Linked DNA regions of Homo sapiens: region 1 is linked to region 2. The links are chromatin contacts, found by Hi-C or POLR2A ChIA-PET in ENCODE. All regions are on one chromosome and are shown on one strand. Each heading gives the region's core, a stretch centred on a gene start or an enhancer-like site at or near the end of the contact. The rest is flanking DNA. Distances are from core to core; before and after follow the strand shown. Region 1 has its middle 5.4 kb from the start of LINC00365. Region 2 has its middle 14 kb from the start of LINC00297.

The links. Hi-C counts contacts between places; a loop is a spot of excess contacts on that map. ChIA-PET counts read pairs that join two places held with the same protein, here RNA polymerase II (POLR2A). Pooled maps may share reads with other maps.
Region 1: a loop to region 2 is called in a pooled map, with 4 times the contacts of the local background. The contact joins two enhancer-like sites. A Hi-C loop is called at or near these places in 6 of 50 pooled maps. POLR2A ChIA-PET finds 5 or more read pairs at or near these places in 2 of 52 experiments (A673 and MCF 10A).

What each region holds. Positions count from the first base shown.
Region 1 is chr13:30,112,922-30,115,621 of GRCh38, forward strand. No RefSeq gene overlaps it. Among named protein-coding and RNA genes, the nearest start is that of LINC00365, 5.4 kb to the left of the region's middle. RefSeq lists a silencer at 1,873-2,222. Within about 2 kb of position 1,275, at least 26 of the 41 ENCODE cell types and tissues checked have a DNase peak (open chromatin) inside an H3K27ac peak, as active enhancers do.
Region 2 is chr13:29,901,060-29,903,759 of GRCh38, forward strand. No RefSeq gene overlaps it. Among named protein-coding and RNA genes, the nearest start is that of LINC00297, 14 kb to the left of the region's middle. Within about 2 kb of position 1,417, at least 10 of the 41 ENCODE cell types and tissues checked have a DNase peak (open chromatin) inside an H3K27ac peak, as active enhancers do.

The DNA.
Region 1 (2,700 bases), core at 25-2,524, 210 kb after region 2:
ATTATAATTCCTCGATTAGATCACATACTGCTCATTACCATTAAAAAACAAAACAAAACAAAACCCTGACTTTTCCATTAGAGTCAGAGCAGTAGGTTTCATTTTGATTGAAAAACTCCAACTTCAAGAATGAATGAACGCATTCCAGCCGAATCAAAGCCTGAGCTGAGGCTGCAGACATTTTGTTTCCTCCCTGCCTCTACCCGGGGCGTCATCTAGCGTCCGCCCTTAGGTACTACACTCTCCTGCCAACGTAAGCCTTTTACTCCAGAGTTGGTTTCAGTAGAAAATCATGAGACCTGACAGGAGAAAAAAAAAAACTGGCCTCAATGATAGATATTTTTCAAAAGCGGTTGAGCAATAAAGACTTCCCATTTATTGGATTTCACACATGATTTTGCTTGAGCCAAACCAAAGACTCATGACTCCTAAAAAACAATGAATAGACAGAGTACAGAGTGCTTGGGCATTTTTCTCAGGGCTCTCTGTTCTTCGGAAAGATGTTTATGTGCAAAAATAAAAACCTGACTGATTTACATACGGAATAGGAACACACATTTTTCAAGGTGTGGTATCTTACAAGTAACATTTATTTGGACCCCTCTTAGGGCTGAATTTTACCCCTCTCCCCACCCCCCCCCAAAAAATCCTGTTGCCGTCTAGTGCCTCAGAATGTAACTGTATTTGGAGATAAGAGCTTTACAGAGTTAATTAAGTTAAGATGAGGTCTTAGAGTAGGCCCTAATCCCATCTGACTGGTGTCCTCATACAAAGAGGAAATCTGGACATAGACAAGTGCATGCACAGAGGAAAACCCATGTGAGCACACAGCAAAAGGCAGCCAAGGAGGCCCTGGAGAAACACGCCCGGACTACATCTTTATCTCGGACGTCCAGCCTCCAGAACAGTGAGAACATCTATGTCTGTTGTCTAAGCCACCCAGTCTATGATATTATACTATGCCTAGCAAACTGATATACCCCCCAAACTCCCCCCACCCCCTAAGCTGGGCAAATGTTAGGTGACTTTGATGCTGAGAGTGCCTGAAGCAAACTCTTTATCTGCTCTTTTTGTACACAAGGACTCTTGAACCACTCTTGAACCCGGAAGTCTCTGGCAATGGCTTGGGGATCCCACTTTGCCTACTCCTCGCCCCCGTCAATAGGGGAGTTGTTATCTCTTAAACCACTCCGGGAACCTCTCCTCTCTGGGTGGAGGTTAAGGGGACTCAGTCGGGGAGTTAAGTGACAAGGGTGCCTCTGGCAGAGCCTAGGTGTGTAAGCTTTGGCAAATGACCAGGCCTCGCTGAGCCCTGATTTTGTCCTCTGTAAAATGAGAGTGATCGGATTCCTTGGAGCACGAAATGCCTTCAATGTGGGGCTTAGCACGGGTCTGGCTCACAGTAACTGCTCTCACGCTCCACTAGCCACTCCTTAGCAGGAACGTGGGCACGAGAATTCCCAAACTTCCTCGAGTCAGTGTTCAGAACCCCGCCCTCCCTTTATCTTCAAAGGAGAAGGGAGAGCAGTGGGTTACAAGGGTCAGCTTTTAAATACCCCTGCTCTCCCTTGACCACAGACCCTGGGGAGTTTCCCCAGCTAAAAACGAAGTTTAGAAAATTGCTTGCAATGACCCATGATTTCAAGGGCCCCAGTGAATGACAGATCTATTGAGGATAGGGCCCCCTGGCTGGAAATTTAGAAACATTTTGTTTTTGTAAGAGGAAAAAAAGGGCAGAGAGGCACGAGGGCTGCAGGGGATGGCTCTGGAAGGACACTGCAGCGAGGCTGCCAGACTCCTTGGAACCGCAGCGCCGACGCAGCCATTTCCCAGGGAGATCAATCCTCTGGCAGGTCCATTTCCTCCGCCGCGCGGGCGGCTGCGGGAGGCGGCGGCGGCGGCGGGGGTGGCGGGAGCCATTAGTGACTCTGTGACCCCGTTCACCGAGCGCGTCCCCGCCCAGGTGCTCGCTGCCCGGCGCCGCGCCGTCCACCCCCGGCCGGGGCAGGTCGCGGGGCCCAAGCTGGTTCAAGCCCCCGTCGCTCGTCGCCTGGCTCTGCGCCAGGCCCCGTGCCCCTGGCTGCAGGCCGGCACCCCGCGAGCCGCAGCGCCCAGGCAGGCGAGCGCCGCTGCAACCTGCAAGCCTGAGTCAGCTCGCGGCGCGTGAGGCGCGCGCACTGCGTCCCCGCGCAGCCGTCGCAGCCAGGTGCTGGCCCGGAGCGCTGCGTCCCCAGACAGAAACCACGGCTCCCCCTGGCGGACACCGGTTCCCCAGCGCTGGGCTTTCCCCTTCAGTAGTTTAGGGGTAGTTTTCAGCTAAAGAAAACAGTGGACGCATTTTCCCATCAGAGGGCTTGGTGGCAGGATTCCCACAGGCTTAAGGAATGAAAGAAAGGAGATGCGATAGAAAGGAAGAATGGTAAGTAAGGCCCGGAAAGTGCAGGCAGAGAATGTTATGCACCTGCATGTCGTGAACCCAATGGCAACGAAACACTTACTTGTCTGCGGGGCAAATATAGCCGCGTTGGCTCTTTCTCCTGGAACCACGGATACTTTGGCAAGGAATGAATGAGTTATAAATGCAACGTTTTCTTAAATATATTAAATACATAACACTGACCTTCACAAAGGCTTTTATCTGGAATAAGGAATGAATAAGTAGGGTAATGAATAAGAAAGTTAAATTAAAGCACCATAGAA
Region 2 (2,700 bases), core at 167-2,666:
TTGGGGTCTTTTGTGGTTTTGGACAAATTTGGGGATTATTTTTCTATTTCTGTGAAAAACGTCATTGGAATTTTCATAAGGATTGCATTGAATCTGTAGATCACATTGGATAGTATTAACAATATGCCAACAATAGCAAGTTTAGTTTCTTATTCTGACTCCCTCTTCCATCTTGAATGGGATCATGAAAGACTCTTTGCATGCATTGGGTGTGTTTGGGGTAGTGCTGAGGTGATGTTACTCTTTAAAAGCATCCCAGTAATCCTTTTGTAAGGTTGAGAATCTCATAATTTGTAATCTTTTGAGTGTAGGTTTCCTTAGAATGAAGCATGCTTGCATCAATTCTAATCCAATCTATTGTGGTGTTTCATCATCTCCCACATCACACAGAACTGATGAGGTAACACCACATTTTACTGAGCGCATTTTTATGATACTTAATTTTCAATGGCAATTATTATAAAATCTAAATTCAAGGTCTGAGCCTAAATTTTAGGACACTTGGCACCCAATTCAATATATCAAATATTACAAAATATTTATCATATCCTCTGTAGTTGCCTCTCTTGATGCCAGGCCAGATGTCACCTTATCCATCAGAGTACACCTTGCCCCTGGGCTCACATGTGGCCTCAGACACTTTCTCAACACAGCACTTCATGCGTGCATGAAAAAATAATCAGAATTGGCGCGAAAAACCTGTTTGCCAGCTCTGGAATCTATCATTTATCAGTAAATTCCCCTGCAATTTGATCAGCTTTAGGCTGATAAGAAATCAGTGATGCAGTCATTGGTCTAGAATGCTGTGTCTGAGCCTGGCCAGAGCACATTTCTAGAAGACGGAATCAGTGTTCTTTAACCAAATGAATGTCATCATTTTATCCCTTCACTACAGGGATATCAGAGAGACGCCATAACAGGGTGGAGTCAGACACACCTGAATCAAATTCCAATCTTGCAACTTACTTGCTATATAACCCTGAACAAATTACTTAATCTCTCTCAGCTTCAGTTTCCATAGCTGCAAAATGGGGTAATAAAACCTCCTTTAGATAGTTGACATGTGGTTATAGCAGGAAATATCAACATAACGCCTAGCACATTGCAAGCATTCGATTAATGGTAGACTGTAGTTATACAATTTTCAACAGCTGTGACTAGCAGGTATTAGGTTTTCCTGTGATGGAATTTAAATAAAGACATATATTAGTCATTGAAAACATAACCTCAAGCCTCCAGTTGAAACCTATGAGGATGATGTCCATCATATAGGCAACTAAAGCAATCTCAATTGGGCTGTTTTCCCACTTTCTATCCAAAACATAGCTATTTGGACAGGATCCAAAATTAAACCCTTAGGAAGCGATGAGAAAAGCAGCCAGCTGTTGTCTGCATAACTGTGGTTAACCTCTCAGCCACGCCTCTTTGGGCATTCCTCTCCAGAGAAGCAGAAAAACATGAGACACAACAGATTCAACTGCAAAATAAGTCCTTTTGACCCAGGAGATCCTGGAGGCGGCTGACATCGCAAGCAGCCTTGCTTCCCACACAGCTGTGTCCAGGCCTGATACATTTGATAAGGAGAGCTCGTCTGCAGCATTACTACCTTCTCAGCTAAAGATGATGTAGGGAGGAAAAAAGAAGAGAAGAGGAAAACGAAAGAAAATGAGTGTCATTGTATGTAGGAAGTGTTTGTTCTAAGTGCATCGTGTGGACATCTAATGCTGCCTATCAGGTGACATCATTGATAACCATTTAGGATTCCCAGAGTATCTTTTGGCAAACTTATGTTGGGCTGTGAGGACTGGGCTGTAGCCATTTCATAAGAGCACAAAGACAACTTGATCAAAGAACATAAGCAAGAAAGAATGGAGATATTTTTTAATTTGAGTTGTTTTACTTCCTTCTGGAAGCCACTTGGAATGGACACTTCAAATCAATACAATATTGGATCAAGAAGACTGCACATTTCATCCTAAGAGTGGAATCATTCAGTGCAAAGAAATAGGCTGTGGAAAGTCCTCTCCATGGGGTGATGGAGTTGCCTTGCACTCTGTGCTTCCCTAGAACAATGAGCTTCTTCCACACACTATTGTTCTTTTTTTTTTTGTAGAGATAAGCTCTCGCTCTGACACCCAGGCTGGAGTGTGGTGGCACAATAATGGCTCATAGCTCACTGTAGCCTTGACTTCTGGGGCTCAAGTGATGCTCTCACCTCAGCCTCTTGAGTAGAGGACCAGAGGTGTATACCACCATCGTGGCTAATTTTGTTTATTTTTTGTGGAGACAAGGTCTCACTGTGTAGCCCAGGTTGATCTTAAACTCCTGAGCTCAAGCAGTCCTCCTGCCTTGGCCTCCCAAAGTGCTAAAATTATAGGCATGAGCCACCAGGCCCACCTCACACACTACTGTCCTTTTTTTTTTTTTTAAAAAAAAAAATAATGTTTTTAGAGATGGGGGTCTTGCCATGTTGCCCACACTGGCCTCGAACTTCTGGTTCAAACAATCCTCCCACCTTAGCCTCCCAAAGTACTGGGATCACAGTTGTGAGCCACTGTGCCCAGCTGAAATACTTAACAGCAATTCCTTTCCAGCTCCACTGCAACACACCCATGCATAACACCTGTGGTCCTCGAACTTTAGCAGTTACAGGAATCATCTGGAGGGCTTGTTAAAATGCACATTGCTGAGCCACACCCC